Linked DNA regions of Homo sapiens: region 1 is linked to region 2. The links are chromatin loops, found by intact Hi-C in ENCODE. Cell type or tissue: Caco-2. All regions are shown on one strand. Links, peaks and the distances in the headings refer to the core of each region. The heading gives the core; the rest is flanking DNA.

Evidence for each region. Hi-C counts contacts between places; a loop is a spot of excess contacts. Peaks named below come from ENCODE experiments on the same cell type or tissue, not always from the same donor. Only the 100,000 strongest peaks of a DNase experiment are listed, where the experiment ranks them.
Region 1: it touches region 2 in a loop (4-fold over the local background); 2 of 110 quality-filtered maps call a loop at or near these places.

The regions. Positions count from the first base shown.
Region 1 is chr2:119,483,627-119,499,575 of GRCh38, forward strand. SCTR (secretin receptor) reads right to left here. Exons shown (of 13, transcript NM_002980.3): 2 at 10,802-10,922. It overlaps SCTR-AS1 (SCTR antisense RNA 1), which reads left to right. Exons shown (of 2, transcript NR_147847.1): 2 at 2,213-3,720. Among named protein-coding and RNA genes, the nearest start is that of SCTR-AS1, 15 kb to the left of the region's middle. RefSeq lists enhancers at 3,431-7,838, 5,017-5,936. In Caco-2, for the core only: no CTCF peak of the experiment used is centred there; a DNase peak (open chromatin) is centred at 8,705.
Region 2 is chr2:119,398,393-119,414,341 of GRCh38, forward strand. No RefSeq gene overlaps it. Among named protein-coding and RNA genes, the nearest start is that of TMEM37, 25 kb to the right of the region's middle. In Caco-2, for the core only: a CTCF peak has its summit at 9,492 (motif pointing right); a DNase peak (open chromatin) is centred at 9,519.

The DNA of each region.
Region 1 (15,949 bases), core at 4,476-12,475, 85 kb after region 2:
GAACATTTTTTCATAGTTGCACTTTTTTAAAGAAAATGTGTATTAGAAACATTATAAAACTAGCATATCACATCTGTGATTTTATAGCTACTATTGTTTAGGATGAGGCTAAGTTTTTTAAAAGTCCATTGATTGAAAGGAAAACATATGAAGGAAATCATAGCACAGGAGGTGCGTGGCTCTAGCCAGGCTGGAGGGAATGTGGCTTGGGGGAGCTGGACAGTCCCTGTGGCCTCCTCAGTGCTTGTGGAGGCTGCCTTGCACGGTCCCCAGGCTTTGAATGCAGCATCTCAGACTCCACTCCGGGACTCCCCAGTCCCCCAAGCCAAGCAGGAATGGGAGGCAGGGGAGAGCGCTCCCAGCTTAGCTTCGGATACCTGTCCTGGCTCTGGCCTTCCCAGGGAGCCCTGGCAGGGAAGGGACACAGCCCAGGACTAGGGTCATCCTGGGCAGTTTTAGTTCCAGAGCAGCACAGCTCACTGCCTGACTTGGGGGTAAGCGGCATTCATTGAGATAGGGGATGGGGGAGCTTTGTCAATAGGGCCACACTTACTGAGCCACGAGGGAGGGGTCACCGCCCCAGGAGAGCCAGGGCTAGAAGGAATATACATTAGCTGTGTGGGCAGGCAGATCCAAAGCATGTGAAGAGCAGGGCTTCCCACGCCTCTGTCGTCTCTGATGGCCACCTCCGCCACCAATTGTCTGGCTGGAGGGGATGGGATGGAAGGCTGGGAAGTTTAAGTGGGGAAACAAGAGAAGACAATGCCACCACCTGGGGAGGAGGGGTTGCCTGCCCCAGTGCCCGTGGCCCAGGAGGACAGCATGGGATACCAGGTTGAGGGAGGTGGTATGGTGGAGATAGAATGGGCTTTGGACCCAAGCCTACTTTGGGTATGACACTTAACCTCTGTGAGCCTCAGTTTCCTCATCTATAAAATGGGCACAGTAATATTTCCCAGGATTTTTGAGAGAATTAAATGATATGTGGGTGCGGTGGAATACTTTCTGATCCATCAATCTCTTCTTTTTTCTTCTCCTGTTTTTTTTGTTTGTTTGTTTGTTTTTTGCCTTTTCTCTCTCCTTCCTCCTCAGATTGAAGTCACAGAGAAAGGCAGGAAAACTTCCTGGCTTAGGTTTCCAAAGGCCTCTGGGGGATGAAGAGGTATGCTGGGATAATCAAAGCACTTGGGAGAAAACAGAAAAAGAGCAAGAATTCCCAGAGACTGGGGAGAGATGGAGGGGAAGTGATGAGCTGGGACATGGAGGGTTCCAGAAGAGGTGCAAATACCCTGCTGCCCAGCCAGCCCTGAGGAGGTGGGATGGCCCAGAGGAGAAACAGCTGTGGGGGCAGGTCTAGATGGGCAGACCACACACAGCCTTGCCGAGCCCATGCCTCCCGGCAAAGCACAGGAGGGGCCAGTGGCCCAGGATAGACAGGGCTCTGCCAGTCACCACCTGTGACTAACACCATCATCAGCTGCAGGCGAGATCCCCCTGAACGTGGTGGTGCTACGTGAATCTCTAGCCACCTGGGAAAATTGCAGGGGAAGATCCAGAAATGTCTGCCATCCCAGGAGAATGCAATCAGAATTAAAGTCAGAAAACGGAGAAAGTTCTATTTTTGCCCAAAGGGGTTTATAGATAAAGATTCCTGGTCTTTATATTTGTGGAGCCCCTGGCCCTGGGCCAGGTCTGAAGCAGACCCAGCAATGTCAGCTTCCTCTGTCCTGCCCACAGGGATAGAGAGGTGGCCCCAGAGGCAGGTCTGGGTGGGTTGGGGGAGGACTGAGAGAGGGGAAAGGGCCATCTCAGAGGGCAGGACAGTGCCTGGGAGTTTGCCCTGCATTCACCTGGCATGGAGCCTCTATCCTCCAGTCCTCTATTTATAAATAAGCTCAGATGGCCTGATAAAAACCTGGGACTATTTCTGGAGCAATGTGTCAGGCTGCAGTGGCAGGGGGCCAGGAACAGCCCGGCCCCCGGGGCCATGCTGAACTGGGCCACTCACACCCCTCCATGTCCCTGGTGCTCACTTCATCGGCTGATGGGGTCACCAGGGAAGCCACAGCTCCTCTTTGTCTTGGCCTTGTGTCTGTCCTCTCCTACCTTCTGCTTCTGCCGGTGTTTGCTCTTTCCTCTGCCCGCGGACCGCCACATCCATCTCTCAGGCACTTCCACTGCTCACCCCCACTCATCCCTTTCTCCTCCCCAGAACCCACAGTGGCTTAGGACGAGCTCCTGCACAGCGGCCTGTTTCCCAATTGCATCGTGTATCTCTTTGCCTCTCTTGGCTCAGCCATGGCCCCAGCCCCAGGCCATCCAAGGGGCAGCCTGGTGAGGTTTCTTCAACTTTGCTAATGACTTGACCTACAGTCTTAAGTCAAGAAGGTGTCGCTCTCCTTTGTGATGGCTGGACGCACAGGAGCTGTGGTCAGGATGGGGCTAGAGGAGCTGAAATCCCAGGGCAACAAGGGTATTTAAAAACACATCGCAGGAGAAACAGCTAAAGAGTCTTGGAACCAGGAATCATAAGCTGTTTGATGGGATGAACTATCTTGGGAGTGATGAGGTCCCCATCACTGAAAGTATTCAAGCAGAGAGAGTCATGGAATTAGGAGACGGAAGAGCATCAGACACTGAATGAAGTCTGCACTACATGAGATGAAGAACCCTTCCAGCCCTGAGGCCGAGCAGCCACTTCTCTGGAGCAGGCTGGCCCATCTATGTCCAGGAGGCCAGCCCCAGGCTAGCTTCTGAGCACGGGGAGCTAAGTCCTTCGCCTTCCAGAGACTGCACAAAGTGTGTGCCACCTCCACAGAACCCTCCTCATCCACCCGAGAACTCTTCCTCACCTGACCTAAAGCTCTTCATTTCATACCACCTTTCAAGCGAATTAAGGATTAATTGCCAGCAGCAATCTCTGTCTTTGTTTGTTTTCTCTAATGGAAAACCTTTCTCTCGGGAGGGTAAGGTTATCAGTCATTCACAGCTCAGTTGTGCTGTGTTTGATTAGACTGGACGGCAAAGCTGAGTCCTGTTTCGGCTCTGTGCGATCCTGGGCCCCTTGGAGCCTGTTTTCTCATCTATGAAATGGGAGTAATAATAGTGCTTATTGCACAGTTGTTTTAAGAACTAAAAATTTAAATTGCCTAGAATGTTATACAAACATAAGCTGCCATATTTTGGAAAAATGAGCCAAGATCAGTGGTGCCAAGGGAAGAATGGGCAGAGGTGAGCTGTGGGCAGCCGTGGAGGATGGTCCACGGTGTGGCTGCCAGAGGGCATCGGGGGCCAGGCAACTCCAGAAAGGAGCTAGGAATGTTAGAGAAAACTGCACTAACAGCCAGCATGCGTGAAGAACTGATTCATACTACACCGTGGATGAACCTCAAGAACATTATTCTCGGCAAAAGCAGACAGACACAAAAGGTCACATAGCAAATGCTTCCGTTGATATGAAATGTCCAGCACTGGCAAATCCACAGAGACAGAAAGTAGATTAGTAATAGCCAGCGGCTGCAGACAGGGAAGGAGGGGAGTGATGACTTAATGGGTACAGGGATTTTATTTTGGGGTAATGAAGATATTTTGGAATGAGACAGAGCTGGTGGCTGCATAGAGCACTATGAAAGTGCTAATTGCCATTGAATTATTCACTTCAAAACAGTTAATTTAACGCTATGTGAATTTCACCTCAATAAAAAAGGTACAAAATAAAAAGCCTGTTTTCCTGGACCCATGCTCTGTGGAGTGGGCAACCAGCAGGTAGAGACAAGAAGGAAAATGGGATGTCATGACCCCACTTGAAGGCAAGGTCACTAAGGCTCAGAGAGGACCAGTGTCTTGCTCAAGGTCACAGAGCACCTGTGTGACACAGCAGGACACATGCCCAGGTCTGTCTGACTGTCAAGCCCACACCTTTCCTGTCACCACACTGTCCTTCTGGAACATTCTTCCCCTGGGGAGAGCCATGGCCCTTCCACCTGCCAGCTCTGAGGGGGTATTGGCCTCTGTAAACAAAGTAATAAATAGCCCTGTGGGGCAGGCCGTGCAGCTATTAGGGTGACCCTGAAACGTTCCCAGAAAATGCCAGTAAGACCTTGGCCACCTAACCCGGAATGGCTGAAGAGTTAATTTTTTATTTGTGATAAGTGTGGCGGGCTCGGTGACAGCTCCTTGAGTGGTGTTTCCTGTGACTGGTCTGGCGTTCAAACATTAACCTCTACCCCAGGGAGCTTAACCATTAACCCTGCACCCTCAACGGAGAGCCCCAGCAGCCCCTCCCCCCACACAGGTGTCAGGATAGAGTCTCGGTGCTGGGAGAGGCCCCCTGGACACCAGATCTAGGCCTTGGCCATTTCTCCTCTTAGTCTTTTAGGGGATTTTTCCTCAGACATCACACCCGCTCCACACTCCCAGATGGAGCCCTTGGCCCTGGCTTCTGACCCCCTCAGTGGGGCAGATCTGAAGACTTTTCCAGCAGGCAGAGTCCTTGGGCCTCTTTGGAGCTTTAAAACCATGTTTTCAAAGTAACAGATCCCCTTTCCTAAATGCACACTGCAGAAGGTCACTATGCAAAACAGATCCCAGTGACAGCTGTTTGTGATGGGTGGGGGGCCAGCTGAGCCACCCTTTCACCCACCTGCACGCTGGCCCTCCTTGGTTCAGCCGCCAGGGCCTGGCCAGACACCACAGCTCTTGCAAAGCCAGGGGAGCCCTTTTCTTAAGCAGAGTAAGGTCCGGAAGAGAGGGGTATGGTCAGGGCTTGCCCAGGTCCCCCCAGTGAGTGTGAGGCAGAAGTCAGGCAGGAATCCCCAGTGAGCTTTCTCAGCCCTGGATGCACGGTCAGGACCTGGCGGAAAGCGCTGGTTCACTGCATGGGGAGCCTTAGGGAAGAAAGATGACCGATTCTGCTCAGATCGGTCAACCTGGAATTGAGACATGGACGTGGGTGCAACTTCCCGGAGTAATGTGAATGTGCACTTGGCATTGGTAAGGTGACTGGGCAACAGGTTCGCAGAAGAGGCGCCACCCACAGGCAGGGCTGAGGGCCTAAGTGAACACCAGCCATTCATGGCAGAGGTCAGCTTGGCTGCACCGAAGGGCTGGGACAGAGAGGCCATGAGAGGAGCTTCTGCCTTCTTCAGGTAGTCATTCACTTATTCTCCACAACAGCGTCATGAAGTTGATCAGATTATTTTCCCCACTTTAAAATGGGCACATTGAGGAGTGGGGAGAATCCTCTAGCCCAAGAGCCCCATAAAGGAAGAGTGGCACCGACTCCGGCTGACTCTATTTGCTTTCTGCCTGGCATTCAGCCCTGCTCATTTCGTCAGATCCAGCAGTGAGTGGCCTCACAGCAGACCCTCTGCCGCCACGGGGAGAGTCTTTTCCTCGAACCGTGAGAGCCCAACAGGAATGCTGGGTGCCCAGAGGGGAGCAGGAACCCCATCTGGCGTGGTCACTAGTCAGAGCCTGAGTGGGGCAGGCAGAGCCGGCTCACCACTCCATAGGGGAAGGCCAGGGAAGACAGGGACTCACCTCTCTCCCCCAAGGTTAGACCCTGGAAAGCATCCCTCCACCGGTGACCAGGACCACGTTGCTCGCCTCAGCTAATTTGTGACAAGTTGGGCAGCTGGTGGCATTTGTGTCCTCTGCGGGGGCCTCACCTGCCTCCAAGGCTCCACCTCATCTCCCACTCTCTCCTTGGGGCCAGCTGTCTTTTGTTTTATCCTTTCTCCCTGCTCTCAGTCATGTATCTGCCCTCATTCACTCAGTAAGTCAGTCAACAAACACACACTGAATACTCGGTCTGGCAAGCCCTGTGTCAAGCACTGAGGAAGAAAGAAGGCGACACTGTAGCTGCCTCAGGCTGGGGCAGGGACAGTCCAGGAAACACACCTTTACAGTGCAGTGCAGAGGTGCGAGACGAGAGAGAAACAGTATCCTGCAGGAGTCGGGGTAACTCGCTTGACCAGGGGAGCTATGGGCATTCAGACATCATTCCTAGAGGAGTCTGAAAAGGTGGGTAGCTTCAGAGGGAAGAAGATGGAGAATGGTGTTGTAGCAGAGCAGTCTGCATGTGCAAAGGTTGGAGGCAGGAAAGAAATGGACAGGCAGGAAATTGCAAGCAATTTGGTTGACAGTTGAGCTGATTGGCAGTGTTTGGGGTGGAGATGTGGACAGGGGCCAAGTCAGGAGCTGGGCCTCATCCTGGAACCACTGGAGAACAGTGGGACATTTTAAACACATGTTATGTTAAAATAATCATCCCTTACTTCTCCGTGTAAACGAAAGTTCACCATCAGCCCCACCAGAGACTCCGCATTCTAGGCCCTATCTCACAGGGCTGCTGTCATTGGAATTTCAGGCATTGTCCTTGGGGACAGGAGGTGGGGGACACCCACAATTTGGCTGCACCTCTGGCTGGCCTTGTTGGTGCCTTGCTTCCTGCTGTCCCAGACGCAGTTTCCGGGGGTAGCAGGAAATCAGAAGGCTCTCTTTGGTGCCCCCATGAATGCCATAAGACCATGGTCTAGCTCCCCAAGTGCAGTCGGAGCCAGAGGGAAAGTGCAGTCAGGTAGAGGGAAAGCAAAGGCTCAAACTGTGGGAGAGATGTCTGTTCTGTCCCTGTCCCTTGCGCAGTGGCCGAGTGCATGGGCTAAAGCACATTTGCAGCATCCATGCTGCTGCCTCCGCTGCTCACAAACCCTCATGTTCCTCTGCTTCCAGCTGCTCCTGACAAATGAGGGCCGGGAGTGCTCCAGGCTGGCTCCTGGGTTCTCTTCCCTTCCCGCTCCTGCACTCTCCTGGTGCAACCTCAGCCTCACCTGCCGCCTATGCGGAGGTTTATCCCCAGCCTTCATCCCCACTCTGAAGTCTCACCTCTACACGTCTAAAACTACATGTGTGATTTTTTATCTCCTCTCCTCCAAAATGCTGATCTTCCTTTATTCCTTCCTCCAATTGCTCAAGTCAAACACCTGGGGGCCATCCTGGATTCTCCATCTCTCACCTCATTCCCAGTCCAGCTCATCACCATGTGTGGTCAGTGTCCCCACCCACACAGCTCTGCCACGGGGGTGTACCTCTCCAGCCCTTGCAGTGGAACCTGCTTGTAACTCCTTAGCCTTAACCTTTTCTGGGCACACCAATCTCACTTTCACCCACTGGCCCAGTATCCCTTTGTCTGGGGGCTTTCTCTAGCTACTGATTGTCCCTAAGCACAGCAGGCTGGAAGTGCAAGGGAATGAAAACTGCTCGCTCTGAAGCAGCCCCATCTCTGACTGACAGGGCACTGGTGGATGCATCCTCCAGCTCCTGTGCGACTTGGAGGCGTGTGTTCCACAAGTGCCCACAGTGATGATGCAACATTTGCCAGCTTTCTTCTCTTCCCTGTCTCGGTTCCCAGTCCTACAGATCTGGCCTGGAATCACCTGCTTCTGGGGAATCCAAACAATGACATCGTATCCAGTCCCAATGATCATATCTCTTGCCTAGACCACCAGGCTCACAGCGAGTCTCTCTGAACTACTCATGTCCTTTTCCAGTTCACCTCCCACACTGTGGCAGAGGTGATCTTTTCATAATGCAGACGGTAACACTCCTGGCCTCCTAAGACTCTCCAAGGCTTTTGCTTCTCTTAGGATAGGATGAAAATCCCCCAAGGGATGATGAGCCCCTGTGGTCTCATCCTGCAGCAGGATCCCTCATGTCTGTGCCCAGCAACCACCAGTCAGGCTCCGGCCTTGGCTCAAACGTCATTTCCTCAAGAAAGCCCTCGTGGAGGCCCAGGCCAGGTGAAGCCTCCTGATTAGACACTCAGGCAGACCCACATACTGTTCTTATCTCATCATTTTACATGTTTCTTTCTTTCTTTCATTATTATTAATATTATTTTTTTTGACAGAGTTTCACTCTTGTTGCCCAGGCTGGAGTGCAATGGTGCGATCTTGGCTCACTGCAACCTCAGCCTCCTGGGTTCAAGCGATCCTCCTGCCTCAGCCTCCTGAGTAGCTGGGATTACAGGCGCCCACAACCACACCCGGCTAATTTTGTATTTTTAGTAGAGACAGGGTTTCACCTTGTTGGCCAGGCTGGTCTCAAACTCCTGACCTCAGGTGATCCACCTGCCTCGGCCCTCCAAAGTGCTGGGATTACAGGTGTAAGCCGCTGTGCCCGGCAATCAATTTCTAATCACTTGATCCATGTCTCCCTCACCAGGCTGAGTCATGGGGACAATGGCAAAGGCTGCCCACTGCCATCCTTCTCTTCTTTCTTACTAGGAGGACCTGGTTTTGCTCCAGGTGGCTACATGCACAGCTATAAACTCAACCTGCAACATCCATTGCAGCTGGGGTGGCCATGCAGTCCTATTCCAGCTGATGAAGTATACACAGAAGTCACTGGAGACACTGGAGAGTGTCAGGAAAGTCTGGCTTCCCAGTATATCTCATCCTTCCTTCTAGTGAGTTTCTTCTACTTCCTGCCAGAAATGCAGGTATTCTTCTCTCCTCCCTGAAGGTACAGCAGCCATTATATGACCATGAGGACAGAAGCCACACATTCAGGCAAAAGAGAGGAATCTGGAATATGGCAACATCTTGGAACTTTGCTCCAGCTCTTTTTGTAATATGCAACAAATAAATTCCTGTCTGGTGAAACCAGTGTATCAGGCTCCTGCCACACACTGCAAAACGCATTCCTAAGTGATGAGAGCACAGCCGACAACGCTTGTTTCTCACCACTCACCTGACACCACCAAGTGCTAAATAAGCATTCTTTGAATGAATGCTTTTCATTTCACACCAACTCCATAAAATAGATGTCAAAACTGAGGCCTTGTTCAAGATCAGTCTGTCTAATTTAAAAGCCTGGGTTCTGTTTATTTTTCTTTCCCGCTGTCTTTCTTTTCAAATGGAAGAAAAATCATATAACATAACACTAACCATTAACCATTTAAAGTGTACAATTTAGTGGTTTAGTACCTTCATAATAAAATATTGTGGAAACATCACCTCTATCTAGTTCTAACACATTTTTACCAATTCCAAAAGGAAACCTGTACCCCTCAAGCAATCACTTCCCATTGTTCCTTCCTTCAGCCTTGGCAAGCACTAATCTAATTTGTCTCTACAGGTTTGGCTCATCTGCACATTTTATATCAGTGAAATCATACAGTGTGTTCCTTTATTTTACTTTTTTAATATTTATTTATTTATTTATTTATTTATTTATTTATTTATTTATTTATTTTGAGACAGAGTCTCACTCTGTCACCCAGGCTGGAGTGCAATGACATGATCTCTGCAGCCTCTACCTCCCGTGCTCAAGCGATTCTCCTGCCTCAGCTTCCTGAGTAGCTGGAATTACAGGTGCCCACCACCATGCTGGCTAATTTTTGTATTTTTAATAGAGATGGGGTTTCACCATGTTGGCCAGGCTGGTCTTGAACTCCCGACCTCAAATAATCTGTGCACCTTGGCCTCCCAAAGTGCTGGGATTACAGGCGTGAGCCACTGCACCCAGCCACAATGTGTGTCCTTTTGTATCTGGCTTGTTTCACTTAGCATTATGTTTCAAGGTTTGTCCATGCTGTAGAACATATCATCACTTCTTTCTTTTAAAGGCTGAATAATATCCCATTGGATGGATAAACCACATTTTGTTTATCCATTCGTCAGTTGATGGGCATTAGGGGTGTTTCCACTTCTTCATCCTTGTGAAGGGGGCTGTTATGAACATCCATGTACAGATGTCCATTTGAACCCTGGCAGTGGGTTCTTAATGCTATACCCCTCCTTATCCTTAGATGACAGAGAGCAAAGATGAGACGTTTAGTAAGGGAATAAAAATAAAGTTAACATTTAAATATAAACTTAGTGCTTAAAGTGTTGATTAATAATAATAATTAACATTTAAATTAGCAATATTTACAAGGCAGCTGTATTTAACACACTTTATCTCATTTATCATTATAATCCTGAAGAAGACATTATCACCTCCATTCTTCTTCTTTTTTTTTTTTTTTTTGAGACAGAGTTTCACTCTTGTTGCCCAGGCTGGAGTGCAATGGTGCCATTTCAACTCACTGCAACCTCTGCATCCCGGGTTCAAGCGATTCTCCTGCCTCAGCCTCCCTAGTAGCTGGAATTACAGGCATGCGCCACCACGCCCGGCTAATTTTGCATTTTTAGTAGAGGTGGGGTTTCACCATATTGGTCAAGCTGGTCTCGAACTCCTGACCTCAGGTGATCCACTCACCTCAGCCTCCCAAAGTGCTGGGATTACAGGCATGAGCCACCACGCCTGGCCACCTCCATTCTATAAATCAGAAAATGGAGACTCAGAGGGCTAAATAATTTGCCTGTGTTCACACAGCCGGTGAGTGTCACCTAGCAGGCAGGCCACACTACTGTGGACCCAGGCTGCCTTTCCTACTACCTCACTCATGGAGCTGGCAGGGAGGTGGGAGGATGAATGAGAGGAGAACTGTCTTGCAGAGAAATTCCCACCAAGCTCTTACGTTGGCCAAGTCAGCATGCAGAAGCTGATGATAGGAAAACACCGGCTATGTTTACTTGCCCAGAGAAAGGAAGAGTGGTGAGGATCTGGCTTTGGGGTCCATGCGATCTGCTCACCAGAACCACTCCAGCCCTGCCCCACCAGCTGATTGTCTGAGTGAGAAAAGCTGGACCAGCCTCCCACATCCCATCCTGGCCCAGGATAAGCTCCCCCTGCCCAGCAGGACCGGACATGCTCCACCCCCAAGAGAGGACATGGGCTGTGGCAAGCCTCATACCTGGCACTGGCTGCTCCGTGCCCAGGTCTCCTGTCTGCTCTCTGGAGAGTTCCTGCAGGCACTGGTCTTGCTCTTCCCACAGCACTTGTAGCACGTCACATAGTCGGGGAAGGGCTCCAGTCTGCAAGTCCAAAACCAGGGATGCTCATCATTGCCACTAACTCAATTTTGCCACATGGGGGAGAATGGGGCAAGACAATGCAGATTCAATGGGGATTCAAGTAAAGCAAAGCCCTTGCCTGCAAGGATCTCCTGGTCTGCAGGAAAGGTGGAGGCAGCCACTCCTGGGAGAGAATTCAGAACACAGCTGGGAAAGCTGGGATGTGCAAATCATCTGTGGCTTGTCCACTGCAAATTTTGCTTTTAAGTTTATGAAGGCTCCTGAGCCCAACAAGCTGTTTGCTTTCTCAGCATCTTATTCTACATCTGTGGGACTTACTTTATGCTACTCCAACTGTGTGAGTGTTTTCTTTTTTGAAAGCTTAGTGTTTTTTGTTTTCTTTGGTCTTGTTTTCTATTTTTCTAGAGACAGGGTCGTTCTCTGTCACTCAGGCTGGAGTGCAGTGGTGTGATCATAGCTCACTGCAGCCTTGATCTCCTGGGCTCAAGCAATCCTCCCACCTCAGTGCTCCCAGCAGCTAGGACTACAGGCCAGGCATGTGCCACCATGCCTGGATATAGATTTACACACACACACACACAAATGCAAACACACACACACAGATATATATACACACACATAAAAGAGAGAAGGGGGTCTCTCTATGTTGCCCAGACTGGTATCAAACTCCTGGGATTATAGGCATGAGCCACTGTGTCCAGCCTGAAAACCTAGTTTTGATTCAGACAAGTTCTTTAAAATGTACACTTAACCATCTTCTTGTCCCACAGAAGAGCGCATAATCACACCTAGAACAGCGACTGCAGGGAGGAGTTGGACAGGAGAGTGGAGGAGGGACTGGCACTCAGCTGTGACTTCCTCACTCTTTCCAGTGGCACACAGCTCACGTACTACTGCTCTTGTCCTCTTCCTTGTGGGGTCTCACCTGGTTCTTGCTGAAGCCCATAGTCTCTGGAAATTCCAACATAATGGAGCAGGGAGAGAAGACCCTGGAGACAAAGCCACATTCCAAATTGGCCCAAGTAATCAAAAGTTCTGGGCCAGAGAAGGACAGCTAAGGTAGCACTATGGTCAAATGGCTCAGAGGCAAGTAGAAGTCATCTTCTGATTAGCTCCTATTCAGGATCTTCCACATGTTACCACCCTTCACTAGTGCTATCGGAAAGGATCTACCAGCTGCAGCAACTGCTCCTCTCCCCGACTCCATGACACCAACTGACCAAGGTTTATGTTCCCCATGAAAAACACATCACCTCCCCTGGCCCAGAGCTTGTGATCAGTCATGGCCGGCTGTTGCAGAAACACCTGGGCCCAGCCAGCTCTAGGATCATAGAATGCTCATTCTTTCCCCACCTCTCAGCCTTAAGTTTCCATTTACTCTCGACACCATACAGCAAATGTGTTAATCATGTTGTTTGTCATTTAGACTCTTGATTGGAACAGGCAGTTTCCCTAAGAATATAGCAGTTGTCAAGAGAGCTGGCATTGGCACACAGCTCACGCACTCCTGCTCTTGTCTTCTTCCTTGTGGGGTCTCACCTGGTTCTTGCCGAAGCCCATAGTCTCTGGCACCCTCTGGCTTCTCAGTGGAGGAAGTGGAAGAGCTTGAGTGGAAAAATCCACCTAGAGATTGGCAGGCACTGCCTGTTAGTTCACTGGTCAGCACACATGCTGTTCAGAGCTGCTTAGAAATTAACATGACTCTCAACAGGACAGAAAGTGCTGGAGGTAGTGAGACCAGGTATAACCTTTTAAGTAATTTAAGGAATTGTAGATGGTAAGTGTCACAGAAATGTTCATACCCTTTGGCCAACTAACTGTACTTCTGGGAATCCATCCCACATGTGGGGAAAGCTTTATATAGACAGATTCTGTCACAGCTTTATATATAATATAGAAAAAAAAGACAGACTTCTGCTTCCAGAAAAATGGGTTAGATGTACTTTTCCCTATTACGTCTACTAAGTGCAAATAAGATCCTGGACATTATATACAAAACAAACATAAGAAGACTCTGAAAAGTGGAAGAAGAAGACAGATGGACTAGGGGCCCTGGAGCCCAAGAATGACCCAGTGGTGAGTCCCACCTCATATATCACAGGACTGGAGCTGAAGATGTTGGCAATAAGGAAGCACTGCCAGATAGTGACAAAAACAACCCCAGCAAATGCCTGATCTTTAGCCAACGACCAGGAAAGGGGCATCTAGCGAAACAGAAAACTTTTAGCCAATAACCACCCTACTCCTGCCAACCACCACAGAAAACCTGTGGCCCCACTCCCACATCCCTGGAAAGGTGAAGTAGGGAGTCCGGACCCCCACCCTTGCCAAGCCATAACTGGTAACCAGCCTTGGTGATGTTAGGAGGTGATACGTGTGTTTCACAGAGACTGCAAACTCTGGCCAGGGCAGTGCCAGAGAGGCCAAATAGGAGCTGTAACTTTCATCCCTGCTGTGTGGTAATGAAGTCTCCCCCAACCCATGATATCAGTGGAAACTAGACTACTACCCTAGTTCAGAAGTAACAAGGTCCTCCTCTTCATGTCTTCACCAGAAGGTGTCAGAGAAGTCCTAATGGAGAGTTGGGGTTTCCACTACCACCGAGTGGCACTGTGGCCACCCCCACTGCTGTGTCAGTGGAGACTGTGTGTGGAGCTGATACTCCCACCCCACACTTATCATCAGTCACTAGGCTCCTCCCCCACTCTGCAGGTGTCAAATAAGGCAGAGTGGGAACGTTGGACTTCTATTTTCACCTGGTCATAAGAAGGGAGCACCCATTCCCCCCACTTCCCCTCTCAAAAAAAAAAAAGCTAACTAAAAGAGAAGGCTTGAATAAGATCCACAGTTCCATAACATAAAATGAAAATGTCTATCTTTCATCATATCAAGAACCAGGAAGATTTCAAACTGGATGAGAAAAACATAATTAACAGATGCCAACACTGAGATGATAGAGTTGTTAGAATGATCTGACAAAGATTTTAAAGCATTATGAACATGCTAGAAACAAATGTAGAAATACAAACATCAGCAAAAAGGAAAGGAAAGGAAGGAAGGAAGGAAGGCAGGAAGGCAGGCAGGCAGGCAGGCAGGCTAAGCAAAGAAATAAAAGATATAAAGAAGAATCAAATGGAAATTTTAGAAGTGAAAAAGATAATAAACAAAATAAGCTCCGTGGATGGGCTCAAAAGCAGAATGATGGTGATGGAAGGAAGGGTGGATAGAGAAAAGAAGCAGTGACCTAGAAGATAGAACACTAGAAATTACACAACCTGAACAACAGAGAGAAAATAAACTGAAAATAAAAATTAAGAAACCTTGAGGAACCTGATGGGGATTATAACAAAATACCTAGCATTCATTTCTTAGGAGTTTCAGAAGGAGAGGAGAAAGAGGGTGGAGTTGAAAAAAGTACTCCAAAAAATAATGGCTGAAAACTTCCCAAATTTGGCAAGAGACATACACTTGTAGACTGAAGAACACAAACCAGCCCTAAAGAAGATAAATCCTTAAAAGTCCACACCAAGGCACATTATTTTTGAAAACTAAAGACTAAGAAAAAACCTAGAAAGCAGCCAGAGAAAAACTACACTTTATCTAAAGGGGGAAAACAGTTAAGATGACAACTGGTTTTCCATCAGAAGTTACAGGAAGATGGCACAATATTTTTAAAGTGCTGAAAGAAAAGTATTGTCAACCATGAATCCTATACTCAGTAAAAATATCCTCCAGGAATGAAGGGGAAATCAAGACATTCTCAAATAAGAAAAAGTAAAAGAATTTGTTGCCAGTAGACTCACCCTAAAAGAATGGCTAAAAGAACTTCTCTAAATATAAAGAAAAAGTTAAAGAAGGAAAACTGTAACATTAGCAAGGAAGAAGAACACAGTAAGCAAAAATGTGGGTAAATGCGATAGGTTTTCCTTCTCTTCAGTTTTCTAAATTATGTTAATGATTGAAGCAAAAATTACAACACTGTCTGATTTTATTCTAAATGTATATCAACTACATATTTAAGACAAGTATATTACAAATGCGGGATGATAAAGGGACAAAAATAGAGATAAGATTCTATACTATCCTTGAACTGGGAGCATGAGAACACCAGTAGCCTATTATAAGTTATGTATGTATAATGGAATATCTAAGAGCAACTTAAAAAGCTGCTTAAAGAGATACACTCAAAAGCACTGTAGATAAATCAAAATAGAATTTTAAAAATTGTTCAACTAACCCACAAGAAGGCAGAGAAAAGTAAACTAAGAAATAAAAATCTTAGAGAACAAATATAAAACAAAAAATAAAAAGGCAGATTGAAGCCCTCACATATCAATAGTGACATTAAATGTAAATGGTCTAAACACACCAATTTTAAAAAGAGAGACTGGCATATTGGATTTTAAAACATGATTAAACTATACACTGTCTACAAGAAACTCACTGTAAATATAATCTAGGCAGGTTGAAAGGACAGAAAAATATATATTATGTAAACATTAATCAAAGAAATCAGGAGTGACTATATTAATGTAAGATAAAGTACAGTGTAGAGCAAAAACAATAACCAGAAACAGAAAGACACATTACATAATGATAAAAAAAGGCAAGCTATCAAAAAATACATAGCAATGGTAAATGTGTATGCACCAAACAATCATGCTGTAAAATATGTGAAACAAAAACTGATAGAACTGAAAGGAGAAATAGGCAAATCTACAATTTTAGTTGGAGACTACACACTCTTCTCTTAACAATGGATAGAATAACTAGACAGAAAATCAGCAAGGATCTAGGAAAACACCATTAACAAAGACAATCTAATTAACGTTTATAGAACATTTCACCCAACAACAGCAGAATACACATTTTAATCAAGTGCTCATGGAACATTTATCAAGCAGATCATGTTGTGGGCCATAAAACAAAACACAACAAATTTAAAAGAACTGAAATCATATACAATGTGTTCTCTGACCACAATGAAAACAAATTAAAAATAAATAACAGAAAGAAAAATGGAAAAT
Region 2 (15,949 bases), core at 4,991-12,990:
CCACCTTGGCCTCCCAAAGTGCTGGGATTACAGGTGTGAGCCACTATGCCAGGCCCAAATATGAGTTCTTTTAATTTGAATGTGTTTTTCTGATACACATGCCCCATCCCAAACTGAAGATTTTCATCTCTCTCTCTCTCTTCTCCCACACACATACACACACACGCACACACCCACTCACTCCCTTTAAGAATAGCCCTGGAAGGCCTGTCCTTCTCAGGGACATCCTGGGACAGTCCCATTCATTTCAGGAGCTACACATGCTCAGAGCCTCGTACCTGTGAGCTGCTCCCCAAGAATGGGAGCAGAACTGCCCTTTACAAACACCCGCTTCCAATTCTCCATTTTCAGCATTTTTCCCTTCCTTTTAGTCCCAGCCCCAGAAATGCTTAGGATTTAATGCCGTCTGGGAATATTTGCTTTCCAAAAGGAGAAATGGGGAACAATGCAATGCTCTACCTGAGAGATGACTCATCCGTGGTTCATGCTCAGGCATCAGAGAGCAAGGGAAGCTGCACCGGGGCGAAGCTGCCTTCCTCAGGGCTCCTCCTGCCTCCCCCCAGGGGACACTTCCTTCCCCAACTGCACCACCTGAGACGCCCCAGTGCTCGCCTGGATGTCCAGGCAGGTTAAATAGCTAATTACAAGAAGAATAGTCAACAGCAGCATTTTGGAGCTGTGCACCAGGAAGTCTATTCTATGCTATTACATGGACTAGGCACTAACTTATTCTTTCTTCATAGAGTAAGAAGCTGAGACACAGAGAGGTTAAGTAAGTTGTGCAAGATGCACAGTTGGTAAGGGGCAGGGCCGAGCTGCAAATGCAGGCATCTGGCCCCAGAGCCCTCACCCTAACACTCCACGTTGCCTCCTCTTGGGCTTTTCATGGAAAAAAGGAAATGATGACTCTCCACTTCCTCCTGCCCCCATCTCTGTCCATCCTGGGGACAGGGAGAGCCTGGGACAGAACAGCCCTGGAGCAGACTCACCCACCATGCCCAGGTCTGAGGTGGATCCAGGGTAAGGAGGAGACCCTGGACAGAGAGGGAGCATCACATTGACCGGGAGAAGGGATACAAGTTGCCCACACCCACTGCTGGGTCCAGGGGGCCTAAAGCAAATGGAGGCCAGGTTCTCACCTTTACAGAGGCCGCTGCTGAAATTCTTGGTCTTTGGGCTCACATGTTTATAGACTGCAACACTGCAGTCCCGCATTAGGCTCTGGAGATACACAAATAAATAAGATGTCTCCCTGCTCTCCAGAGTTCCCTGTCACCTGGGAACCATGTGATGAAACCACTGCAGCACCTCTGGGTCTTCTTCCCAAATAATCTAACCCCAATCTGATCAAAACCCCAGATCTATCAGCTTTCAGGAAATACAGGGGGCAGGGAAAGAACGCGTCAAGCTACTCCATGGGGATACAATCAGCAAAATCTGGGTGGCACAACAAACAATCCAGTTTTGTCGAAATAAAATACATGCTACGGGGAAGTAAAGAGAGGAGAGCCTCTGAGAGACAAATCAACACAGCACAGTGCATGGACCCTGGGGGATCCAGACTAGAACAAAGTAACTTTTTTTTTTTTAAGACAGAATCTCACTCTGTCACCCAGGCTGGAGTGCAGTGGCGCGATCTCAGCTCACTGCAACCTCCGCCTTCTGGGTTCAAGCGATTCTCCTGCCTCAGACTCCCGAGTAGCTGGGACTACAGGCATGTGCCACCATGCCCGGCTACTTTTTGTATTTTTAGTAAAGACGAGTCTCGAACTCCTGACCTCAAATGATCTGCCCACCTCAGCCTCCCAAAGTGTTGGGATTACAACCAGTTCTGCAGCAGATGCCAGCTGTGTGTCCTATAACTTAACTCAATTCTGGTACTGTCTACCTGGAAGCAGCATGAGGTGAGGACCTAGCCCCACGAGACTGTCCCTGCTTCAGATGCCAATCACAAGCACAGGTGATGTCTTGTGTTTCTTACCGATGGGCTGCTCTCAGGGTTCCCATGACTACCTCCTCGGAGTCAATTACTTTGCTGCAGTGGCTCACAGAACTCACAGAAACACATGTTTACCAGTTTATTATAAAGGATATTACAATGAGGAAAGAAAATAGCTCTTTTTTTTTTTTTTTTTTTTGGAGACAAAGTTTCACTCTTGTTGCCCAGGCTGGAGTGCAATGGCGCGGTCTTGGCTCATGGCAACCTCCACCTCCCGGGTTCAGGTGATTCTCCTGCCTCAGCCTCCCAAGTAGCTGGGATTACAGGCACCCGCCACCATGCCCAGCTAATTTTTTGTATTTTTAGTAGAGATGGAGTTTCACCATGTTGGCCAGGCTGGTTTCAAACTCCTGACCTCAAAGGATCCACCTGCCTCAGCCTCCCAAAGTGCTGGGAGTAGGGGCGTGAGCCACCACGCCCACCCCAGAATATAACTCTTATCTGAGGAATGGGAGCCCTTTCAAATTATTAGGCCCAGAGAGGAGGCATTGAAATGAGACTGCTGCGATCACATCCTCTTGCCTGCTTTGAGCTATGTTGCATCTCTTGAAACTGCTTGCTATTGCCACGAGTAGCTGTGGATTAACCTAATTATGCCTCACCCAGCATATAACCCACATCCTATAGCGTAACAGTGTATAGCCAATTGCTAATCGATGTCATTCCTGAAAAACAGAATTTCCGACAGAACTTTATATCAGCCATTCCCTGTTTCACTTTTGTTTCCTTTAAAAACCTGCCTGCAAAAAAGGCCACGTGAAGCTCATATCCAGGATTACTTGGGTCTGAGTTTTTTGGGCAGCTGTCCTTATTTTTGCTCAAGTAAACTATTTTCTTATTTTTATTTTTTATTTTTTATTTTTGAGACAGGGTCTCGCTCTGTCACCCATGTTGGAGTACAGTGGCACAATCACAACTCACTGCAGCTTCAACCTCCTAGGCTCAAGTGAACGTCCCATTTCAGCCTCCCAAGTAGCTGGGGCTACAGGTGTGTACCACCAAGCCTGGCTAATTTTGTGTTTTTTGATGAGATCGGATCTCACTATGTTGCCCAGGCTGGTCTCAAACTCCTAGGCTCAAGTGATCCTCCCGCCTTGGCCTCCCAAAGTGCTGGGATTCCAGGCATAAACCACCACACCCAGCTCAAGTAAACTCTTTAAATCACATTTTGCACTTCAGCCTCTTCCTTTTAGGTTGACACAGAGGACGCAGATGAACATGTTATGGAAGAACATGTTATGGGAGAGGCATGGGAGAAGAGTCTCAGAGTTTCCATGCTCTCTCTGGACACGCCACCCCCTAGGAACTTCCATGTGTTCCACTGTCCAGAAACAACCGAACCCAGTCCTTCTCGGTTTTTATGGAGGATTCATTACATATGCATAATTGATGAAATCATTGGCCATTGGTGACCAACTTAACCTTTAGCCCCTCTGCCCTCTCTGAAGGCTAGGAGTGGGAGTGAAAGTCCCAATCTTCTTGGCCAGCCAACAGTTAATTCATCAGCATACAACAAGACACATTGCTTTAGAGATTCCAAGGGTTTTAGGAGTTGCGTGCCAGGAAACAGGGATGAAAGCCAAACATATGTATTATATCTTGGCCAGGTGTGGTGGCTCACACTTATAATCCCAACACTTTGGGAGGCCAAGGTGGAAAAATCATTTGAGTTCAGGAGTTTGAGACCAGCCTGGGCAACATATCCAGACCTCATCTCTACTAAAAATAAAAATTTTAAAATAGTAGCTGGCCCATGTCTGTAGTTCCAGCTACTCGGGAGGCTGAGGCGGGAGGATTACTTGAGCCCAAAATATCAAGGCTGCAGTGAATCACAATCACACCACTGCACTCCAGCCTAGGCAACAGAGCAAGACTTTGTCTCAAAACAAAACAAAAACATATATCTTATCATGAGTCACAATACTGTATCACAAGCACTTACTATATGCCAGAGACTGTGGCATATGCTTAACACATATTATTGCATCTAATTCTTGCAATGACTCTGAGTTAGGGATTGTTATTATCATCATTTCAGAGATGAGAAAACAGCAAAAAGAGGATAGGTGGGTTACCCAAGTCACCGGGACTTTACAGCGGAGCGCCTGTCTCCATGTTCTTGGTGCGATGATCTATACCAGTGGTTCTCAAAGTGTGGTCCCTGGACCAGTAGCCTCAGCATCACCTGAGAACTTAATGGAAGAAAAATTCTTGAGCCCCACCCCTGACCTGCAGCATCAGAGGCTCTGGGGGTAGGGCCCAGCCATCTGGGTTTCAGCAGCCCTCCTGGTAATTGATTCACATTGAAGTTTGAGAGCCACTCTTCTATACTCTACTGCCTGCTTTTGGCCCCATCCTGCAGCAACCACCCAGTGGAAAGAAGCCATGTGAGCTTGGAACCGAAACAACCCAGTTGCAAGGGCAAAGAGGGCAAGAGTGATAAGGTGGTGCTTTTCTAAGCACCAGAGGCTGTTGCAACATCCCGGAAGTTCAGAAAGCACCCAGGGTGCAGGGCCAAAGATTTCTGGTTTATGATCCTTCAGCTACACTGCACTCTTTACACAGGTCTCAAGGAAATTTCTGCTCAGCATTTAAAAATCAGACCCTAAAAGAAACAGAGCCTGAAGGTGTTACCCGAAAACACCGGGGTTCATTTGCCTGGCAAGTAACAAATGACTCCCCACAAGAACACAGGTTTTGATCAATAGGAGTTTTATTCTCCAAAGCAGTGTCTCCCTGACGGAAGTGACAGAAGGGTTTTATGGCGGTGATGCAGACAGCAGAGGGTGCATTGCTGCATGGAGAGGGGGGTCCTAGCGGCGCAGGCACAGCAAGTCATCACGCCAGCATGTGGGTTGCATGTTACGGTTATAAAGCTACAGCTCCACCCAGGGTGGATACTTTAGCATGGTCATCAGGAAAGTTCACTGAGCCTCATCTATAAGTTGCTGGGGTCTGTCAGGAGTCAGTTCCAGACAACTAGGTGACCACATGCCACAAAGGGTTTGGGAAAACCAGGCTGCAGGGCAGGAGGCTGTAAAATACCCTGATTGCTTGAGTGGATTACATTCCTGTAGTCCCTGGAGACCCTCCCTGTCTGCTTACATTTTTGGTAAGTTCTCTCTCCTTCCAGGCATTGTTCCTATTCTGGTTTATTTTTTTCTTTTTTTGAGATAGATGAGACAGAGTCTCGCTCTGTCACCCAGGCTGGACTGCAGCAGCACAATCTCAGCTCCGTCCCAGGTTCAAGTGATTCTCCTGCCTCAGCCTCCTAAATAGCTGGAATTACAGGCACGTGCCACCACGCCTGGCTACTTTTTGTATTTTTAGTAGAGACAGGGTTTTGCCACGTTGGCCAGGCTGGTTTTGAACTCCTAACGTCAGGCGTTCCATCTGCCTCGGCCTCCCAAAGTGCTGAGATTGCAGATATGAGCCACTGTACCTGGCGTTTCCATTCTTCTTTCATTCATTCACTGACTCATCAAACATTTGCTGAGCACTGCCATGTGCCACTCACTGCGTCCAGTGCTGAGAATGCAGATGAGCCATGGAATGGGACGTGGCAGTAAGTGGAAGCTTCCCCTGTTCCTCCATGGCACCGCTCCTCCAACCCCGTTCCTGAGAAGTCCCCAACCTCCAGCCACGAAGGGGTAAGGCCACTTCAGATAGGAGCCTCCAGGGCTCTGCAACTGTTGTGCCAATCGTTGGATGTGAGGTGGGGAGCATGCACAGGCAAGTGGACTTCGCAGCACAGGGACAGGCGAGCCCATGGAGGGAGCCCCCACCCAGACAGAGAGCCCAAAAGTCCCCCCAGTGCTCTGGGTCCAGCGGCCCTAGCTGTGGATGCCGTGACTTGTCCCCAGGGGCAGGGACCAAGCAAGGGGGACTAACACTTATTAAACACTTACTTACAGGGCACAGCTGGTTCTTTCCACCCCAGGGAGTCCTCACAACGGCCATGAGTGTTATCCCTGGTTTCCCAGTGAGGACACAGGAAGGCTGAGGGTCTTGTCCAAGGTCCCACAGCTGGGAATCAGGTTCCTGTCCATCTGATGACACCCCCCATAGCTCTGTGCTGCCTCTGCAGAGGGTGGCCACTGGACCTATCATGCCTCCATGGTATTCCTAGGAGCTGCTTTAGCTCAAGGAGTTTGGTGTAGAAACACAGAGCCTTGGTCTCACCTCTAACCAGCTATGTGGACCCCTTAGGTCTCTTCTCCCCGGAGACCTCCTTTTCCTCATCTGTAGACTAACAGGGTAAGAAGGCCCAGGACTCTGTCCTCTCTGGATCCACACACCTGGCCTCTGGTCCCATCTGCTCTTGAACCTGTATCTCCTATGCTCCCAGGCAGGACCTGCAATGAAAATGCAGGGCCCCTGGCCCCAAAACTATTCAGAATGTCAAAATGCCCTTTCCTACATTATACATTATACATTTCTTCAGATCATAAGTTTTGTTGCCCACTCAACACCAGTGGCAGTTTGGAGAAGGGAGAGGCCATCCAGACCCACACATTGGGCCAAGCAGAAGGCACCACAGAGACCCAAATCAGTATAAAGAGGGGTTCTAAGGATCAGAAAAGGTGAAATCTCTCCCACAAACCCCAGCAGAAGGCATGGCCCGTCTCACTCAAGAAGAGTTGGGATGGGAGTGTCACTGTCACCGGGTGTGACAATGGTGACAGCAGAGCTTAAAGCAAGCACGGGTCCTTCTGAAACAGGGAACTGTGTGTGGGTCATGCACTCACGAAGCTGGCCCTGGTTGGACAGAATCTGGCAGAATTTGGTGGCCCTAAAGAAGAGCCAGGTGCCATCCATTGCATGTTCTCAGGGTAGGAGCTCCTGTACCTCATGTCCTAAGGAGTGCCTAGAAGACAGGAAGCCCTGCCAGTAGGGGCCTGTGGCTGACACCAAGAGCAGCCAAGCCAGGAGCCATTCTTCCCTCCACACCTGCTAGCAGGTGCCCAGGTCCAGACTCACACCTGGTGTATGCCAATCATAACACTCCCATCCCAACTCTCCTTGAGCGAGAGGGGCCATGCCTTCTGCTGGGGCTCGTGGGAGAGATTTCACTTTTTCTGATCCTTAGAACCCCACTTTATACTGATTTGGGTCTCTGTGGTGCCTTCTGCTTGGCCCCATGTGTGGGTCTGGGTGGTCTCTCTCTTCTCCAAACTGGCACTGGTGTTGAGTGGGCAACAAAACTTATGATCTGAAGAAATGTATAATGTAGGAAAGGGCAAGCTTAAAATGGATGTTAGAAAAACTATCATGCATTTCTGCATTGCTCGCTGGAATGCTCACTCTTGACACCTTCACCTCCCAGGGCTGACTTTGCAGAGGCTGCCATGCTGAGAGGAAGCCCAAGCTCCCCCCACATGGATAGACTCCATGGAGAAGACCAATCACCTGACTGCACCCACCTGAGCATCCCCCAGCTGGAAACACCAAAGAACAAAGCAAGACTGGATGTTAGACCTCACAGTTCCTTAAGTCAGGCTAGGCCCTTCCTAGGGCTCCTCTACTGGCCAGATGGATGAAAATTCTGTGGGCTTATACAATATGGTGGAGTCTCCTCAAAACAGAAGGTGTAAAATTATTTATCTCATATTAGGTTTGAAAGCTAATATTGATTTAGAAGAGACCCATTTAAGAAAGAAGTCTTGAAGCTTGAGCCATGCACCTCTCTGGCTCCAAGCCAGTCATTTTTGAACTGCAGTCTTCTGTCTTAGTCCAATTGTGCTTCTATAACAAAATGCCTGAGACCAGGTAATTTATAAAAAACAAATTTATTTTCTCATAGTTCTTGAGGCTGGGAAGTCCAAGATCAAGGCACCAGCAGGTTCGGTGTCCAGTGAGGGCCTATTCCTCATAGATGGCATCGTCCAGGTGTTCTCTTGTGGCAAAAGGAATGAAGGGGAGCAAAGTCTCTCCCTTTGGCCCTTTTTTAAGGACAATAATCTCACCCATGAGGACAGAGCCCAAGCGGCCTAATCACCTCCTAAAGGCCCATTTCTTAATATTGTTGCTCTGGGGATTAAGGCTCAACATGAATTTTGAAGTAGACATGAACATTCAAACCACAGCACTTCCAGTCCCTCAAAGTGCAGAATATGAGCTGGAAGTGGGAGGGGTCAACAAATGACCCTTGACTAAGGGAGCTGGATCACCACCACACAAGCAGCAGCAGGGATGGAGAGCTGAACCTTGGCCTGGGAAGGGGATCCAGGAACATGGCAGGCCCTGGATGCTGGACCTCCAGGGCAGAGCAGGACCAGACGCCAGGCTGACTACTATGGCGAGAGGAATTCCTCCTATTCCCTGTATGAGAAATGGGAATTTTACCATCATCCTTAGAATGCAGAAGCGACATTAGCATTAACATTTACACTTTTAATTGTTGTTGCTGCATTTGGGACTCCCAGCTCTAGGCAATATGATTGCCAAGCCATTGCCATTTGTTACTCCACTAAGGGACATTTGGGAACATCCTGCCTCCCTGGGTTCCAGTGTCACTGCAGCCAGAGGCTGTGTGGGAGATGGGGAGGGACCAGGTGTGCTCCTGCCATAGGGCTCCCCCATCACTGGGTAAACTGAGGCTTGGCCTGATGTCTTTCTAATTTAAAATCGCAGGACCAGGACCTGCACCACTGGACAAAATGAAAGCACCTGTCCCTGCTCAGGAGACAGTGAGAGAGCTTGGCAGTTGGGATGGGGGTTGGGGGTGGAAATAAACAAAAAGATGTACACAAGAAATGGCTGAAAAACAAATAAAATGAATGCTAATGAATACTGTGCAGACTGACTCAGTATATTCCCAGGTACAGTGACCAGTGTGCACAGCCAAGTCCACATGCTCAGTTGCAATGGTGGTCAAATCTCTAGGGAGCCCCCAGCTTCAACGTGTGTGGCTTTTTTTCTCCACTTCAGTTTCAAGTCCCACAGCAAACTGGTTGGCCCACTGGGCCTGGATCTAGGAATGTAGATCCAGGGTGTGGATCTGAGTGTGCCTCCAGCCTTCCCTCCCTAGGGTGTCTCTGTGCAGTGGCCTTGTTCTGTCCTGCTGGGGAGGGACTTTCTTAGGCAGAGAGGAGGGCAGTGGCTGCTGACTGCCCCACCGACGGAGACCCTAGAGGAAGAAGGGACTTCCAAGTGTATATATAATGCCCCAGAACTGTCCCATTTAGGTTGACTAGGCACTCACCCCTCAGACCCATCCATTACTGTCACCACCCCCAGGCCATGTGCCCCTTGCCACAGCCAGGAATGACAGGATTCTGAGACTGTGGCTCCATTGGGAACGGGTAACGTGGGCAAGGGGAGAGGGCCAGTCTCCCCCCAGAGAACAGGGCAGTGCTACCAAAAGAAGAGGGAAAGAGACACAGAGGCACTAAAATCTCTTATGTCTGCAAGATGTGTATATGTTTGTGGCAGTGGGGTGCCAGACTTGGGTGGGGAATAAATCAATTATTTGTCTGTAATGTCAGGCAGAGGCCAGCAGAGGGAGATGTTGGAATGTGTTGGGATTTGTGGGCCCTCTACCCACAGACAGGACTTGGGAAGCCAAGTTTATTCTCGGCTGAGACATTTGTGTTGGTGGTGACCCCAGTAGTTCAGTGTACACTAACTTTGTCTTATGTACAAAACCATTTAAAACAGTGTATAAAATTACCTTCAGACTACATGTAAAAGATGTATATGAAAAAAATGAATTTCATGTTTAGACTTGGGCCCCGTCTTCAAGAGATCTCATTCTGTATATACAGATATTCCGAAATCTGAAAAAAAAAAAAAAATCCAAAATCTGAAACACTTCTGGTCCCAAGCATTTTGGATAAAGGACACTCAATCTGCATTGAATTAACAGCACCGCCCAGCTCAGCGAGCCTGCCAGGGGCGTGAGAGCCCTGAATCCACACAGTCTGCTCCAGTCCCCACTTAGATTTTCCCCAGAGGGAGGCATTTCCTGGTGCTCTTCTCACCATCTAGGCAGCTGGGCATTCTGAAATGTCTCCAGGAAATGCCGTTGGGAGATTTCTGAGACTCTTCAATCAAACCCAGGCCTTCAGGGAGCACCCAGGTTGCAAGTGGTGAGTCCAGAGTGCAAGTGTTGTGCTGAGAGTGCTGATGGTGCAGAAAGCCCTGGATTTGAAACCCCAGATGCAAACGAGCTTGGGTCAGCTGCCTGACTTCCTTGTGCTTCTGTTGCCTCTCCCTAAAATGGAGATATAGTAGTTCCTGCCTAAAAAGTTTGATGCGGGCCGGGTGCGGTGGCTCACGCCTGTAATCCCAACACTTTGGGAGGCCAAGGCGGGCGGATCAGGAGGTCAAGAGATCGAGACCATCCTGGCCAACATGGTGAAACCCCGTCTCTACTAAAAATACAAAAATTAGCTGGGCGTGGTGGCGGGCGCCTGTAGTCCCAGCTACTCGGGAGGCTGAGGCAGGAGAATCGCTTGAACACGGGAGGCAGAGGTTGCAGTGAGCCGAGATCGCGCCACTGCACTCCAGCCTGGCGACAGCCTGGAGACTCCGTCTCAAAAAAAAAAAAAAAAAAAAGTTGATGTGAGGAATAAATGAAACAATACATTCTAGCGTGCCTAGCACAGTATCTAGTACACAAGTGCTCAACAAATATTATAATAATATTGTAATCCCTAACACAGACACACATTGGAATAACCTACGTAACTGGTTGCACATAAATCTGTCCCAAATATTTGCAGCTGACCCCTTCAGGCAGGAACAGCCCATCACAATGGATAGAAAGCATGTTAAATGCCTGTGGGCTCCCTGCCTTCTTAAGGACACATGACCCAACTTTTCCAATTAACTTGAGGTCACAGAACATCAATCAGTATATTATGTGTTTTTGTTTTATTTTAATTTTTGTGGGTACATAGTTGTTGTGTATATCTATGGGTTACATTGGATGTTTCGATACAGCATGCAAAGTGTAATAATCACATCAGGGTATATAGGGTATCCATCACCTCAAGCATTTATCTTTTGTGTTTCAAACAATCCAATTATACTCTTTTACTTATTTTTAAATGTACAATTAATTTTTTTTTACTGTCATCATCCTGTTGCACTAGCAAATACTAGGTCTTATTCATTCTTTCTAACTATTTTTTTGTACCCCTTAATCATCCCTCTTTCACCTCTATCCTCACCCTCCCCAGCTACCCTTCTCAGCCTCTGGTAACCACCTTCTACTCTTCATCTCCAAGAGTTCAATTGTTTTAATGTTTACCTCCCACAGATAAGTGAGAACATGTGATGTTTGTCTTTCTTTGCCCAGCTTATTTCACTTACCATAATGACCTCCAGCTCAATCCGTGTTGTTGCAAATGATAGGATTTCATTCTTTCTTTATAGCTGAATAGTACTCCTTTGTGTGTATGTACCACGTTTTTTTATTTCTTCATCTGTTAACGGACACTCGGGTTGCTTCCAAATCTTGACTATTGTGAACAGTGCTGCAATAAACATGACAGTGCAGATACTTCTTCAATATACCGATTTCCTTTCTTTTGGGTGTACACCTAGCGGTGGGATTGCTGGATCATAGGATAGCTCTATTTTTAGTTTTTTGAGAAACCTCCGAACTGTCCTCCATAGTGATCGTACTAATTTACATTCCCACCAGCAGTGAATGAGAGCTCCTTTTTCTCCACATCCTTGCCAGGATTTATTATTGCCTGTCTTTTGGATAAAAGCCATCTTAACTGGGGTGAGATGATATTTCACTGTAGTTTCGATTTGCATTTCTCTGATGATCATTGATGCAGAGCACCTTTGCATATACCTGTTTGCCATGTGTATGTCTTCTTTCGAGAAATGTCTATTCAGATCTTTTGCCCATTTTAAATCTATTATTAGATTTTTTTTCTATAGAGTTTTTGGAGCTCATTATATGTTCTGGTTATTAATCCCTTTTCAGATAGGTAGTTTGCAAATATTTTCTCCATTCCATGGGTTGTCTCTTCACTTTGTTGTTTCCTTTGCTGTACAGAAGCTTTTTAACTTGATGTGCTCCCATTTGTCCATTTTTGCTTTGGTTGCTATGCCTGAGGCAAAAAGAAAAGTCTTTTCCCACTCCAATGTCCTGGAGAGTTTCGCCAATGTTGTTTTTAGTAGTTTCATAGTTTGGGACCTTAGATTTAAGCCTTCGATCCATTTTGATTTGATTTTTATATATGGAGAGAGATAGGGGTCTAGTTTCATTCTTCTGCATATGGATATCCAGTTTTCCCCCAGCACCATTTGTTGAAGAAACAGTCTTTTCCCCAATGTATGTTCTTGGAAACTTTGTCAAAAATGAGTTTACTGTAGATGTATGAATTTATTTCTGGGCTCTCTATTCTGTTTCACTGGTCTGTGTGTCTGTTTTTAGGCCAGTACCATGCCATTTTGGTTACTATAGCTCTGTAGTATAATTAAAGTCAGGTAATGTGATTCCTCCAATTTTGCTCTTTTTGCTTAGGATAGCTTTGGCTATTCTTGGTCTCTTGTGGTTCCATATTAATTTTAGATTTTTTTCTATTTCTGTAAAGAATGTCATTGGTATTTTGATAGGGTTGCATTAAATCTGTAGATTGCTTTGGGTAGTATAGATATTTTAATGATATCAATTCTTCCAATCCATGAACATGGAATATCCATTTTTTGTGTCCTCCTCAATTTCTTGCGTCAGTGTTTTATAATTTTCATTGCAGAGATCTTTCACTTCTTGGTTAATTCCTAAGTATTTTATTTTATTTGTAGCTATCGTAAATGGGATTGCTTTGATTTCTTTTCAGATTGTTCGATGTTGACATTTACAAATTTTTTGATTTTGTATGTTGACTTTGTATCCTGCAACTTTGCTGAATTTGTTTATCAGTCCTAATAGTTTCTTGGTTGGGTCTTTAGGTTTTACCAAATATAAAATTATATCATCTGCAAACGAGGATAAATTTGACTTCTTCCTTTCCAATTTGGATGCCCTTCATGTCTCTTTCATCTGATTGGTCTAGCTAGAATTTCCAGTACTACATTGAATAACAGTGGTGACAGTGGACATCCTTGTTGTGTTCCAAATCATAGAGGAAAGGCTTTCAGTTTTTCCCCATTCAGTATAATACTAACTGTGGGTCTGTCATATATAGCTTTTATTGTGTTGAGGTATGCTCCTTCTCCACCCAGTTTGTTGAGGGTTTTTATCATGAAGAGATATTGAATTTTACCAAATGCTTCTTTAGCATTCATTAAAATTATCATTTTTTTTGTCCCTCACTCTGTAAATATGATGTATCGCATTGATTGATTTGTGTATGTTGAACCACCGTTGCATCCTTGGGATAAATCACACTTGGTCATGATAAATGATTTTTTTAACATATTGTTGAATTCACTTTGATAGTATTTTGTTGAAGATTTTGGCATCAATATTCATCAGAGATATTGGCCTGTAGTTTTCATTTTCTGATGTGTCTTTGTCTGGTTTTGGGATCAGGGTAATGCTGGCCTTGTAGAATGAGTCTGGAAGTATCATCTCCTCTTCTGTTTTTCAGAATAGTTTGAGTAGCATTGGCACTAGTGCTTAACTATTTGGTAGAATTCAGCAGCGAAGCCAAGTATGCTATGTTAATTTGGTGACGCCAAGTATGCTATGTTAATTCAATGCGGGTTGAGTATCCTTTTTTTTTTTTTTTTTTTTTTGAGACGGAGTCTCGCTCTGTCGCCCAGTGGCACGATCTTGGCTCACTGCAAGCTCCGCCTCCTGGGTTTACGCCATTCTCCTCAGCCTCCGGAGTAGCTGGGACTACAGGCGCCCGCCACCAAGCCCGGCTAGTTTTTTCTATTTTTTGGTAGAGACAGGGTTTCACCATGTTAGCCAGGATGATTGCGATCTCCTGACCTCATGATCCACTCGCCTCAGCCTCCCAGAGTGCTGGGATTACAGGCGTGAGCCACCACACCCGGCCAAGTATCCTTTATCTAAAATACTTGGGACAAGAAGTGTTTCAGATTTCAGATTTTTAAAAAGATTTTGGAATATTTGCTTATACATAATGAGATGTCTTGGATATGGGGCTCAAGTCTAAACATTAAACTGATGTGTTATATACATCTTATACACATATTCTAAAGGTAATTTTATACAATTTTTTAGTAATTTTGTGCATGGAACAAAGCGAACCTTCAGAAAGCAAAGGTGTCACAATCGCAGCCACCCATGTGGACAATCTGTGGTTGTTTGGCATCACCATCACTCCTGACTCTGAATTTATATGCTACCGATAGGCAATCATTTTCTTACCATTATTCACATGTAAATATTTAAGAGTAAAAAATCTTACATATCATTAATAGAGTGAAAAAATAATGTACTCATGGTAATTAAGCAGCATAGTAGCATCACCAGAACACCTGGATCAGCTGCAAAACAACAGCAACAAACAACGGCAGGCTTTTGTTGTCATTTTTAGTGGGGTTTGTTTTTTGTTTTTTGTGTTTTGTTTGTTTCTGAGACATGGTCTCACTCTGTCACTCAGGCTGGTGTGCAGTGGCACGATCATGGCTTACTGCAGCCTCAATCTCCCTAGGCTCAGGTGATCCTCCTGCCTCCTGCCTCCATGCCTCCTGCCTCTGCCTGGGACTACAGGCACATGCCACCATGCCCAACTAATTTTTTTTATTTTTTGTAGAGATGGTTTTCGCTATGTTGCCCAAGCTGGTCTCCAACTCCTGGGTTTGCCATTCTCCCACCTCAGCCTCCAAAACTCTGGGATTAAAGGCATGAGCCCCCAGGGTCCAGCTAATATGTTTTGAATAAAAAGTTACTGTGTGCTGTACTTTATTTCGTAGGTGAGAAGAAACATCAGAAGCAGTTGAGGGCCCAGGAAGTGGGTCTTGTAGAGATGAGGAGGTATTCTGCTGGATGGCTTTTAGAATGTTTCCTCCAGAGTCCTCTGCCTTATTCACAACTGTTTTTGTCTTAAAATCTCTCTTGGATTTTATAAACTGACATGATTTCTTGCTCTGTTAAACTGCTCCAGCCCTTCAATAAGCCCATCACACATTTTCACCACATGGTCTATAGGCACTTTTTCTGCAGTGTTACATTAACAATAACATCTTCATATCTCTATTATTATGATCAACTAGATTTAGAGCCATTTTGGCTTTTTCACCATCAGTAAATGAATGAACAACTAGAGTCTCCTTATTGATCTTGAAAACTTCTTCAATATCCACTTCTCCCAGCTTAGAGACAGATTCTGGAGGTTGTTTTTTTTGTTTGTTTGTTTGTTTGCATATGTAAGGGGGTCAGACATTGCTTTTTTCCCACTTGACATACGGAATCCTTCAAAATCACCACCTTGTTCATTGTCATCACTGAACATAGTTGCAGGCCAGACATTGTTCAAGGCCTACACAACTGTCTTCACTGTGTTCCAAGCATTTGCGACAGCATATATGGCATCCTTCTTGCTAAACTTCTTTTGAAAACCTTTCACACCCACACTTCTGTTCACTGCTGTTAGCATACTGTTCAAGAAAGAGTTTTTATATTTACTCTTTGTTGATTTAAGGATACCCTGGTCACATGGCTGAATTAATAGAGCCATGTTTGGGGAAAGTACATGGCATAAACATTATTTTTTATGAGAATTTCAGCCAGAGGATGAGCAGAACAGTTGTCAAGAAATAACAAAATCTTGCAGTCAACATCTAGTTCAGCTTCCCAGCAGTGAGAACAAGCCACTGGTACAAAATGTTTGTGAAGACAATCAGAAAAGATGTCCCTAGTGATTCATGCCTTTCTGTTAGCATAATAATAAGCTGATAAATTCTTTCCTTGAAAACAGCAAGAATGCAAGCTTTTTCCTATCACAGCAAGTGTACACTTAGCATGCCTGCCACATCAGCACATCCCAGCACAGTTATTCTCTCTGTGGC